Linked DNA regions of Homo sapiens: region 1 is linked to region 2. A link is a contact called in ENCODE POLR2A ChIA-PET data. All regions are on one chromosome and are shown on one strand. Each heading gives the region's core, a stretch centred on a gene start or an enhancer-like site at or near the end of the contact. The rest is flanking DNA. Distances are from core to core; before and after follow the strand shown.

Region 1 (5,942 bases), core at 934-3,433, 1.2 Mb after region 2:
GGGTGGATCACTTGAGCACAGGAGTTCGAGACCAGCCTGGGCATCATAGTGAGATCTCATCTCTACAGAAAAAAGAAAAAAAAGAACAAAACTATGTGGGTATAGTGGCGCCTGCCTGTAGTTCTCACAGCTTGGGAGGCTGAGGTGGGAGGATCCCTTGGGCCTGGAGGATCAAGGTACGGTGAGCCGAGCTGAGCTGGAGCCACTGCACTCCAGCCTGGGAGACAGAGGGACACCTTGTCTCTAAATAAATGAACAGTTACAAGATAAAAAACATTAACAAAATGTGTTAACTGGAGTTTATCCACAGAATAAAAACTAGGTAGTGTTTAAATATTCTTTGAGAAGATGAATTTAAAGATACAGAAAACTGGCCAGGCACAGTGGCTCATGCCTATAATCCCCGCACTTTGGGAGGCTGAGGCGGGAGGATTGTTTGAGTCCAGAAATTCGAGACCAGCCTGGGCAACATAGTGAGACCTCGTCTCTACTAAAAATAAAAAAATAAAAAAATTAGCCAGGTGTGGTGGGGCACGCCGGTCACCCCAGCTGCTTGGGAGGCTTAAGTGGGACGATCGCTTGAGTCCAGGAATTCCAGGCCACCCTGAACCATGATCATGCCACGGCACTCATCCTGGGTGACAGAGAGTGACCTTGATTCAAACAAAAAACCAAATAAAATAAAGATAAAAATAAACCTTAAGGAAACCCTGCATGCTGGATGACCTTATTTTATAAAACCGTAATACACATATATGTGCACAAAAAAAAGTGGAATATATCAAAATTTTAAGTGGCTTTCTGGGTCTTTAATTTTCTCACTGCGCTCTTCTGAATGGTCCAAGTCAACAAAGAGCATGTATAACAATCATAAAAACATTTTTTTTTAATACAGTGGAACTGAGGCTTCCCAAATGGAGTGACGTGATGCGAGGACTTCTGCTGGAGAGTGACTGCCCGCTCTCCCAGCCCTCAGCTTCCCTCCAGCTAGCCCAGAGCCGCAGGTTTCTGGCCCAGGTGCAGGCGTGGTGTTTTTCAGAGCCCTCCACCCGTCTCCTTTCCTGACCTTAGATACTGGCTGGTCCCCGTTTGGCTCCAGATGGCGGGCGACCCAGTTCCTTCCCCTCCCAGCTTCCCTGGGCTGACTCCCTTTAAGCACCCATGGGCTTGAGCCAGCAGATTTGGAATTAATTGATTTATTGGGCAATGAATACACAATCTCATCCCTCCCACTCTGAAATTTAGCCAGAGGGCCTGCAATGCCACATTTTGCCAACAGGTGGTGCTGCCTAACACGAAAGCTCTCTGGCCCCGGGTCCTCAAGATGGACTTCGGGGATCATTAAAATAGCAGTCATTGGTGAGGGGCATCCTGACAGGGCACGGGGGACACAGTTACCGCCTAACACCACCACCACCACTACGCAACAACAGCCATTTCAGTACCAAGAACTCAGGAAGACACATCCAAATAAAGACCGTCCTTGAAACGGAATCTCTTTCATTTTAAGAAAAGCTCGGTCCTGCAGTTCTTATCATTTCACCTCAGGTGGCTGAAAACTTAACTCTAGACCGGCAGCGGCCCTGGACTGGCCTTCAAGAACCCTTGCTCTCGACAAAGACTCCAGCAGTTGGAGGTTCCTCCAACCTCCAAATGCAGTTTCTGTACAAATGAACTTGCTTCCAATTAAGGAAACCTTTTGTCCGCAGGGAGAGACGCACTAGGCCTTTCCTCCTTTTGTGGCTGCAGTGGAGCCGCCAGCCGCTTTCAAGCAGCCCCATCCTGAGCACCCAGATGCAACCCCACTACCCCTCTGGCTATTCCTGATGTCTTCCTTTGTCTACAAAGTCAAAAGAACTCAGCATTCCACACCAGCAGCCTCATGATCCAGGCCTGCCTCACGCGCCAGGATCACGAGAGCCGCCTCTAACCCACCCCCAAAACAACAAAAGGATGCGCTCTGGCCTTGCCAACTTCAGTGCCTGGGACAAGCCGGCTCGTGCCCGCCGCCTCGGCTGCAGGGCCCTCCACCTGCAGCGCTTTCGTCCCTACCTGGCGTTCACCGTTCTCACCCATCACATCAGCACAACGTGACCTTGTGGGGAGCCACCTCCTCTGCTCCCAAGACACCTGGTGCGTAACGATTACAGAGCACCCGTCCTGCCGTGATGCTGTCACAGTCCCCCAAAGGCTGTGGACCCATCTGGGGCACGGACTGTTTCTACTTGGCTTGTGTTTCCTCATCAGGGCTCCACACACAAAAAGCACCCGACACCTCCCCACTGAGTTGATTCTCCCTGTTGTTGATTCTGCCTGTTGTTGATTCTGCCTGTTGTTGATTCTCCCTGTTGTCGATTCTCCCTGTTGTTGATTCTCCGTTGTTGATTCTCCCTGTTGTTGATTCTGCCTGTTGTTGATTCTGCCTGTTGGCAAACACACCTGGGTCAGCGTTTCAACTTCCCAACTTAAGATCTTTTCAGTAAACCCAGGAGATGCTGGAAAAGCTGGCAGGCCGATTAGAAGCAAGAAAAACATAGCAGGAAACCCAGGGTTTAGGGAACTGTGTGTCTGGCAGGAAAAGTACACTGGGTTCCCTGCTCCCCTGAGAAACCTCGAGCTGCTTTGACATCCTCTGCCCCCTGCAAAAATCTTTCTGGATGTGTTGGCTCTGAAACAGATTTTTAAATGCTTGTAAAGCATACACACATCTGGATTGCTTACAAAAAATTGATGTGTTTTTTAAAATGAAGTAAAAACACCTATGATCTATAAATAGGATAATTGTGAGCAAAAGAATAAACTTTCTGAAACAGAAGGAAAATGAGAAAAGTAAAACACAATTCTATGCGCAGAGTGTGGTCAGTGTATAATGTGAGCTATTGATTAATAGAAACAGGCAGGAACACGGGGAAATAACATTTATAATAACTACTGTTTGGTGGGAACTGACTGTGGCCCATACTCTAAGCAAAATGTTTCACCTTCACAACCTCAGTCAGTCCTCACAACCCTTCTATAAGGCAGGAATTACTCCATCAGTTTACAGACTCAGAAAGGTGAAATAACATTTCTAAGACGAAACAGAGCTAGGAATGAAATCCAGGTCTAACAGCAATGCTCAACACTCACTTAATATGAACTTGTTCTGGCTGGATGCGGTGGCTCACGCCTGTAATCCCAGCACTTTGGGAGGCCGAGGCGGGCGGATCATGAGGTCAGGAGTTCAAGACCAGGCTGACCAGTATGGTGAAACCCCATCTCTACTAAAAATCCAAAAATTAAAAATCCAAAAATTAGTCGGGTGTGGTGGTGTGCGCCTGTGGTCCCAGCTACTCAGGTGGCGGAGGCAGGAGAATCACTTGAACCCAGGAGGCAGAGGTTGCAGTGAGCCGAGATTGCACCACTGCACTCTAGCCTGGGCAACAGAGCAAGATGCCGTCTCAAAAAAAAAAAAAAAAAAAAAAACTTGTTCCCTTTTGTGATATATTTGACTAGGTATTTTAAATCACAGTTAAAATAATAGAATTCCTGCCTTTGCAAACGGCATATGCAAAGCTCCCAGGCCTCAGAACTTCTGAGCCTCGGGGCCTACCCACGAAGGCCAGCCTACAGCCAGACACACACGTGGCCCAGACTCACCCTGAATGGCCTCTGTTTTGTTTTCAATAAACCCGAGTCATTAAGCTTACTTTCTTATGATTTACCTCTTTTCCTAAAGTTCACATGATCATATGTGAAGCTCAAAGAGCTAGTTTCCTTGATTGATCCAGTAATTTCCTGGAAAGCAGTAAGAAACCGATGAATAATCTAACATTTTGTAATGGGCCAAGGATATTAATAGGCAACTCATTAAAAAGGAAATACAAATGGCTCAACTTATTTTTGAGTTTATTCGTAAGAGAAATGCATATTAAAACTATAGAAACACTATTTTCTACCAGTCAGTCTGCCAAAGATCAGAAAACTCCTTAACACATGGAAAGCTCCCTTGCACAGGTGGTGTGACAACTGAGAATGTCCCTCCGCTGAGAGCAGGTTCAGCACCACCCACCGCCATGGCACACGCCCTTTGACCTAGCAGTCCCACTGCTGGGAACTCATCTTCAGATTGACGTGCGAGTGAAAAACAGCCCACATACACAATTTACTGAGGCAATGGTTGTAATTGCGAAGGACTGGATGCAACTAAAATTGCCCTTCATCAAAAGGAACCCAGTTAAGTAGGTTATGGTACACCCGTGCATCCACGCAACCCGAAAGAATGGGGAAGCCCAGCCGGGCGCGGTGGCTCATGCCTATAATCCTAGCACTTCGGGAGGCTGAGGCAGGCGGATCACCTGAGGTCAAGAGTTTGAGACCAGCCTGGCCAACATGGAGAAACCCCATCTCTACTAAAAATACAAAAATTGGCTGGGTGTGGTGGCACGTGCCTGTAATCCCAGCTACTCAGAGGCTGAGGCAGGAGAATTGCTTGAACCTGGGAGGCAGAGGTTGCAGTGAGCAGAGATCGCACCACTGTACTCCAGCCTGGGCAACAAGAGCAAAACTGTCTCAAAAAAAAAAAAAAAAAAAAGAATGGGGAAGCACGTTCAGTATTGCTATGGAATTCTTCAAAATATTATTAAGTAAAAACAAAAACAAGCACTACACAAGAAACTGGTGATACAGGCGTCTCTGCACTGGGGAAGTGGACGGCCGCGGTGGGTGATACCCAGTCATTTCACTGTACACTCCTCAGTGCCTTTTCAATTTTGAACCGTATGAACATGAGTTATTCAGAAAAGCAATTAAAATACCTAACATATTGAAGGGTTCCTTGTTGCTAACATTTCTGGCTTGGTTCTATTTAACTGGGTTGCTGTACTCTCTCCTGCAGTATATATCCTGCCTTACAGAAGTCCACGCGGCAAGTGAAATCCAGGCAGTGTGAAAGTCACTGACCAGACCGGCGGGGACTCTGGCCCCGCTGCCGGCCGTGTAAGGGAAGAGGCCTCCCGGTGTCCAGGCCTGCGCGCCCTCCCGCTGCCTCCAGGTGGTGCTACAAGGCCTGCTGCCCGGAGCAGATGCTGGTGGCCTGGGGAGCCTCGCTTGGGGCCTGGAGCTTGCTGACTAACAGGCAAAGAAACAGGCAGGCACAAGTAAGTAACATAAAATAGAAACTAACTTTATTTCTCTGGAAGAAGCAGGTACTGAATGCCGGAGCAGCAACTTCGCCAACAGGCTGGTGGGAAAACATGGAACCGCGTGGGGGAATTGGGTGGAAGAGGAAGCACTGATGTCCCTCCAGGGCGGCTGCCCCTTGGTCTCCTTCCAGCCCTGGGGCCTTGGGCCCTGGTCCCCGCCAGAGAATGGTCTGGCACCCTTTCTCCGCTTCCTGAGCCACCTCAGGCTATTTCCAGGCACAAGATCCTGAGGCCAGCCAAGTCCCATTCAAGTCCATGGTAAGGCCACAAGTCACATTCTGCCCGACACCCCAGCTGCTGCCAGGGGCCCCCTGGAAGAAGGCCCAGTCCTAGGAGGTCCCACCGGGTGCCGGTCCGCCTCTCCCTGTGGCCAACACATCCCGCCTGCCCAGGTCCAGCCTGGTTTCCTCCCAGTCTGTCACCCAGGGCAGGGCCTGGGGGTACTACTCCACCCACAGGCCCCGCCCAGGACCAGGGCCAGAGGCAGGTCATACCCAGAGCCTGCTGGGGCAGCCCTCAAGCCTGTCTTCACCCGGCCCCTTCCACATCTTGGCAGGGGCACCGGGACTGAACCAAAGTGTGCAGGGACAGCGCTGGTGCAGGAGGGATGGGCAGGGCAGGGCTCCCAGCCTCCCGCAGCCTTGGCCTTGCTCCATCCCCGGGAGCAGCAGGAGCAGCGGGTCCTCCAGGACTGGATGGGGGCATCTCCCCACTCCTGGTGGACGGACAGGCTCAGGTGATTCCTTCAGGCAGGCCCTC
Region 2 (5,936 bases), core at 2,942-5,441:
AAAAAGACAACTTGTTTCTCTGAAATAAATTCAAACGAAATTCTTCTAAACCATCTGTGAAGTGGGGCAGCCTGGCTTCTGCTGGCCTGTGTCCATGTTCTTTAAACACAGAGCCCTTTTGGCACTTGGAGCTGTCCCTCCCTCAGCGCCCCCACAGCCACTTCTCCCCTTACAGCCCCTCCCCAGTCCATATCCACTGGAGAAGATGCACGGAAGGGCAGGAAGGGGCTGGCTGTTTCTATCAGCGTCACTGATAGGGCCTCTGAAATACGTTGTTGTACATGCCTCCCGAAGGGGCTGGCTGTATCTATCGGCGTCACTGATAGGGCCTCTGAAATACATTGTCGTACATGCCTCCTGAAGGGGCTGGCTGTTTCTATCGGCGTCCCTGATAGGGCCTCTGAAACACGTTGTCGTACCTGCCTCCCGAAGGGGCTGGCTGTTTCCATCGGCGTCACTGACAGGGCCCCTGAAATAATACGCTGTCGTACCTGCCTCCCGGAGGGGCTGGCTGTTTCCATCGGCGTCACTGATAGGGCCCCTGAAATAATACGCTGTCGTACCTGCCTCCCGGAGGGGCTGGCTGTTTCCATCGGCGTCACTGATAGGGCCCCTGAAATAATACGCTGTCGTACCTGCCTCCCGAAGGGGCTGGCTGTTTCCATCGGCGTCACTGATAGGGCCCCTGAAATAATACGCTGTCGTACTGCCTCCCGAAGGGGCTGGCTGTTTCCATCGGCGTCACTGATAGGGCCCCTGAAATAGTATGCTGTCGTACCTGCCTCCAGAAGGGGCTGGCTGTTTCCATCGGCGTCACTGATAGGGTCCCTGAAATAATACGCTGTCGTACCTGCCTCCCGAAGGGGCTGGCTGTTTCCATCGGCGTCACTGATAGGGCCCCTGAAATAATACGCTGTCGTACCTGCTTCCCGAAGGGGCTGGCTGTTTCCATCGGCGTCACTGATAGGGCCCCTGAAATAATACGCTGTCGTACTGCCTCCCGAAGGGGCTGGCTGTTTCCATCGGCGTCACTGATAGGGCCCCTGAAATAGTATGCTGTCGTACCTGCCTCCAGAAGGGGCTGGCTGTTTCCATCGGCGTCACTGATAGGGCCCCTGAAATGATACGCTGTCGTACCTGCCTCCCGAAGGGGCTGGCTGTTTCCGTCGGCATCACTGATAGGGCCCCTGAAATAATACGCTGTCGTACTGCCTCCCGAAGGGGCTGGCTGTTTCCATCGGCGTCACTGATAGGGCCCCTGAAATAGTATGCTGTCGTACCTGCCTCCAGAAGGGGCTGGCTGTTTCCATCGGCGTCACTGATAGGGCCCCTGAAATGATACGCTGTCGTACCTGCCTCCCGAAGGGGCTGGCTGTTTCCATCGGCGTCACTGATAGGGCCCCTGAAATAGTATGCTGTCGTACCTGCCTCCAGAAGGGGCTGGCTGTTTCCATCGGCGTCACTGATAGGGCCCCTGAAATGATACGCTGTCGTACCTGCCTCCCGAAGGGGCTGGCTGTTTCCGTCGGCGTCACTGATGGGGCCTCTGAAATACGTTGTCGCACGTGCCTCCTGGAGGGGCTGGCTGTTTCCGTCGGCATCACTGATAGGGCCTCTGAAATAATACGCTGTCGTACCTGCCTCCCGAAGGGGCTGGCTGTTTCCGTCAGCGTCACTGATGGGGCCTCTGAAATACGTTGTCGCACATGCCTCCTGGAGGGGCTGGCTGTTTCCGTCGGCATCACTGATAGGGCCTCTGAAATAATACGCTGTTGTACCTGCCTCCCGAAGGGGCTGGCTGTTTCCGTCGGCATCACTGATAGGGCCTCTGAAATAATACGTTGTCGCACGTGCCTCCCGAAGGGGCTGGCTGTTTCTATTGGCGTCACCGATAGGGCCTCTGAAATACGTTGTCATACCTGCCTCCCGAAGGGGCTGGCTGTTTCCCTCAGCGTCACTGATAGGGCCTCTGAAATATGTTGTCGTACCTGCCTTCCGAAGGGGCTGGCTGTTTCTATCGGCGTCACTGATAGGGCCTCTGAAATACATTGTCGTACCTGCCTCCTTGCTACATTTCTCTGGAGACACCGAGACAGGGTGGCAGCGCTGGCTTCATTTCCACTCAGCAGAGGGTGGTGCTCATTCCACATCCTTAGGACGATTTAGCTGATTCTGAGCGCCTGTCCTTGGGAATGGTGGATGAGTACAGAGGGCTCTTGGCTTTCTAAACATTTCCTGACCTGCTGGCCCAAGCCTGAAGCTCACAGTGGCAACATCAACTTCAGTCTGGGCCCTGGGCTCCTAAAACCAATTGAAGACCAAGGAGTGGAGATTCTTAAATTGGAGACTCCCAGAGGCGGACCCCAATTAGAAATAATTTATATCAACCCTCCCATTTGAGAGGACAAAACTGAGGCCTCTGGTGAGAAGGTGAGTTAATGGTGGTCTTCTGGCTTCACACGCGGGGGCTTTGCTCCGTACCCTGTTGTTCTCAGCCACTTCCCCAGCTCTTGGGGCCAGGGTGCCAGCTGACCTTAACCCAGCCCACACACCACTCCGAAGACACATTCTTCTAAGAGAAAGGGGAGCAGGGGAGGTTCAGGGATGGCAAGGCCCTGAAAACAAATGGGTATGTCCAGATCCCAGGCAGGGTGAGAAGCAGAGGCTCACTCTTAACCCCTCCAAGGTTGGCAAAGTGCCTAACAGTGCTGGTCTGAGGACAACTGTGAGGAACAAAAGGATAATGCGTGTCCAGCGCCTTGTTAGTTTCCAGCCTCTGATCTGAACAGTTTAATCTCTCTTACCAGCCTGCCCCTTTCCAATAGGATCTGGGGTTTTGGTTCTTTCCTTTCACTCAGACAAGTTATTTAACCTCTCAGAACCTCAGGGTTCCCTACAGAAAGTGGGGGTAACAGCACCTACCTCCTGGTGCTGATATTGTGAGTGGCAGGCATTGAATGAGTTAATGAATGCAACACTGGGCCTACAGTAAATGTTCTAGGCGTCTTTTTATTTGTATTGCAGTACTGGGTAGTGGGGCTGCAGAATCTCTGCAATACGACCAAACGCCTTAGGAGAATATCCACTGAGTGCCTACAGGGAGACAGTTCTAACCTCTCCCAGGGGTGCTGGTCCTTTCTCCCCTGCCAGGGAATGCTTGGGCGGCACCATCCTGAGCACTGCTAGTGGATTTCCATGCCTAGGACAGAGCGGCTGAGGACCTGGAGATTCACTCTTAGAACTTAGGCTACCGTGGGCATCTGGACAAACCAGTCCAGGTGCTGGACAGACCAGGGCAAAGACAGGCCAGCTGGATCATATCACTACCTCCCTTCCCACCTAAGAGGACTTTGGGTAAACTGAGGCCAGAAACATCAAGGGACTTGCCAAGGTCCTAAGAGTTGGTGGCCTAGCTGGAGCAATACAAATGATGTTTAATGAGCATTTACTAAGTGCTTTAACGGTACTGATTCATCGAATCCTCCCATCATCCTATGAGGTATTATCTCCGGTCATAGGAGGCCCAGAGAGGTTCTGGAGCTTGCCCAGGTCACACTGCGAGTCAATGGCGAAGGGCTGACAATAGCACCCAGGGCTCGCGGTGTCCTCGGGGCCCCATCCGCTGCACCACCCAGCCTCCTCCCTTTGGCTCACAGCCCAGCTTCCCTGTGCGTGGGATCCGGAAAGAAGATCCCACTTCAGTCTACAGAGCAATGTTCCATTGGATCCTATTACTGAGCCATCTCCTTCATCCCCCTTTCCGCCCCCTCCTCTAGGTTTCCGAGAGGGAGCAGCAGGGGATTGGCGCCCGTTTCCCCGCCCGACAGCCCCCCGACCCGTGGCCCCATTACAGCGCGTGGGCGGCGATCCAGCAGGAGGAGGCGCAGATCCACAGGCCGAAGGAGATGCAGACGCGGTGGCGGGCGAAGCAGCGGTCCAGGTAGTCCCAGTCCCAGAGCGCGGGCGCGGGGCTGGGCGCCTCCCCCATGGCGCGGCTGGGCGCGCGGCGCGGGGCCGGGGACCTGGGCGCAGCCTCCCTCGCCGCGGGCAAGCCCCGAGCGCCGCCGCCCCGCGTGCCCTTCTCTGGGTTCCGTTCCGCCGCGGCGCCTCCGGCCGAGCGCACCGACCGCGGGCAGAGAAGGGCGCGCTCCCGGGCGCGGGCGGCGGCGGCGAAGGCGCCGGGGAAAAGTTTCCGGGACCGCGCGCTCCCCACCCCTCGCGCTATTGTCGGGGGTCGGCAGGGCGGAGGCCGCCCCCCAGCGGCGGGAGCCGGGAGCTGCGCGCGCACAAAGACTGCGGCCCCCGCCCCCCGCCGACCTCTTCGCGGTCACCCACCTCCAACATCCTGGCCGGAGCGGGGCGGGCGGCTGGGCTCGCGGACGGCCGAGTCCCTGCCGGTCGCTGTAAGGCACGGCGTCCCTTCCTGCGTATTGTCCACATTTCCTGAGCCAACAGCAATTAGTTGCGCTGCTGAAGCGCATGGGTGCTGGGATCCCGAGGTGAAGGGGGCGTGGTCCTGATCGCCGACAGGGCGCAGTAAAAAGGGTGGGGTGCAAGACCAGGAAGGAGGAAACAAACGTGCCGGAGAACAAATACCCCCACATCTGCCTCTCACTCTCCTTTCTGAAGCTGCCAACGGCACCCTCCGCCCCCAGGCAGTCGCCCAAGCCCTGCTCCTGGATGTCATCCTAGCCCACGGCCCCGCAGCCAAGAGCTGGTTATCTCTGCAACCGGCCGCCTCCTGTCCAGCCACACACCGCACAGTTCAAGTACACAGGGCTGTTTTTCTTGAGAGTAAACTATTATTGTAATTTTTAAATCTCCTTATTGATTTTAGTAGGTTTGTTTAAAGCAAGACATGACTTGAAAACAATATTTCTATAGAAGGAGCAGGATTGAAAAAAAGAAAAAAAATCTTTTTTAATTTTCAAAAACTACAGCTTTATTTAGATATTATTTATATGCCATAAGCATAGTCTTTTTTTTTTTTTTTTTTTTTGAGACAGAGTCTCACTCTGTTGCCCAGGCTGGAATGCAATGGTGCGATCTCAGCTCCCTGCAGCCTCCGCCTCCCAGGTTCAAGCAATTCTCCTGCCTCCGCCTCCCAAGTAGCTGGGACTACAGGTGCCCGCCACCACACCCGAGTAATTTTTGTATTTTTAGTAGAGACGGTGTTTCACCATGTTGGCCAGGCTGGTCTTAAACTCCTGACCTCGTGATCTGCCCTCCTCAGCCTCTTAAAGTGCTGGGATTACAGGTGTGAGCCACCACATCCAGCCTACATAGTACTTTTAAAATGTACAATTCTGGCCAGGCACGGTGGCTCACAACTGTAGTCCCTGCACTTTGGGAGGCTGAGGCAGGCGGATCACTTGAGGTCAGGAGCTCAAGACCGGCCTGGCCAACATGGTGAAACACTGTCTCTACTAAAAATACAAAAATTAGCCGGGCATGGTGGTGCGCGCCTGTAATCCCAGCACTTTGGGAGGCCGAGGCAGGTGGATCACTTGAGGTCAGGAGTTTGAGACCACCCTGGCCAACATGGTGAAACCCCATCTCTACTAAAAACACAAAAATTAGCCAGGCATGATGGCAGGCGCCTGTAATCCCAGCTACTCGGGAGACTGAGGCAGGAGAACTGCTTGAACCTGGGAGGCGGAGATTGCTGTGAGCTGAGATGGCGCCACTGCACTCCAGCCTGGGCGACAGAGCAAGACTCCATCTCAAAACAAAACAAAAAATAAAATGTACAATTCAGCAGTTTTTAGTGTATCCATAGCGTTGTGCAACCAACATCACTGTCTACTTTTAGAACATTTTCATCACCCCCATCTGAAAAGAACCCGGCCCACTGGCAGTTACTGTCCACTCCCCTCAACACTCGCAGCCCAGGAATCGCAAATCTACCTTCTGTCTCTATGGATTTGCCCATTTTG

The links. ChIA-PET counts read pairs that join two places held with the same protein, here RNA polymerase II (POLR2A).
Region 1: POLR2A ChIA-PET joins it to region 2 with 11 read pairs in activated naive CD4-positive, alpha-beta T cell. The contact joins the promoter of LINC01983 here to the promoter of TMEM44 in region 2. POLR2A ChIA-PET finds 5 or more read pairs at or near these places in 2 of 52 experiments (activated T-cell and activated naive CD4-positive, alpha-beta T cell).

Annotation. Positions count from the first base shown.
Region 1 is chr3:195,858,221-195,864,162 of GRCh38, forward strand. LINC01983 (long intergenic non-protein coding RNA 1983) reads right to left here and starts at 2,184. Exons shown (of 2, transcript NR_134939.1): 1 at 2,053-2,184. It overlaps TNK2 (tyrosine kinase non receptor 2), which reads right to left. Exons shown (of 16, transcript NM_001382273.1): 16 at 5,144-5,942. RefSeq lists enhancers at 1,571-2,095, 2,096-2,618.
Region 2 is chr3:194,629,228-194,635,163 of GRCh38, forward strand. It overlaps TMEM44 (transmembrane protein 44), which reads right to left and starts at 4,192. Exons shown (of 10, transcript NM_001011655.3): 1 at 3,852-4,192. The coding sequence starts at 3,988. It overlaps TMEM44-AS2 (TMEM44 antisense RNA 2), which reads left to right and starts at 3,701. Exons shown (of 2, transcript NR_186047.1): 1 at 3,701-3,940. RefSeq lists a silencer at 3,961-4,390.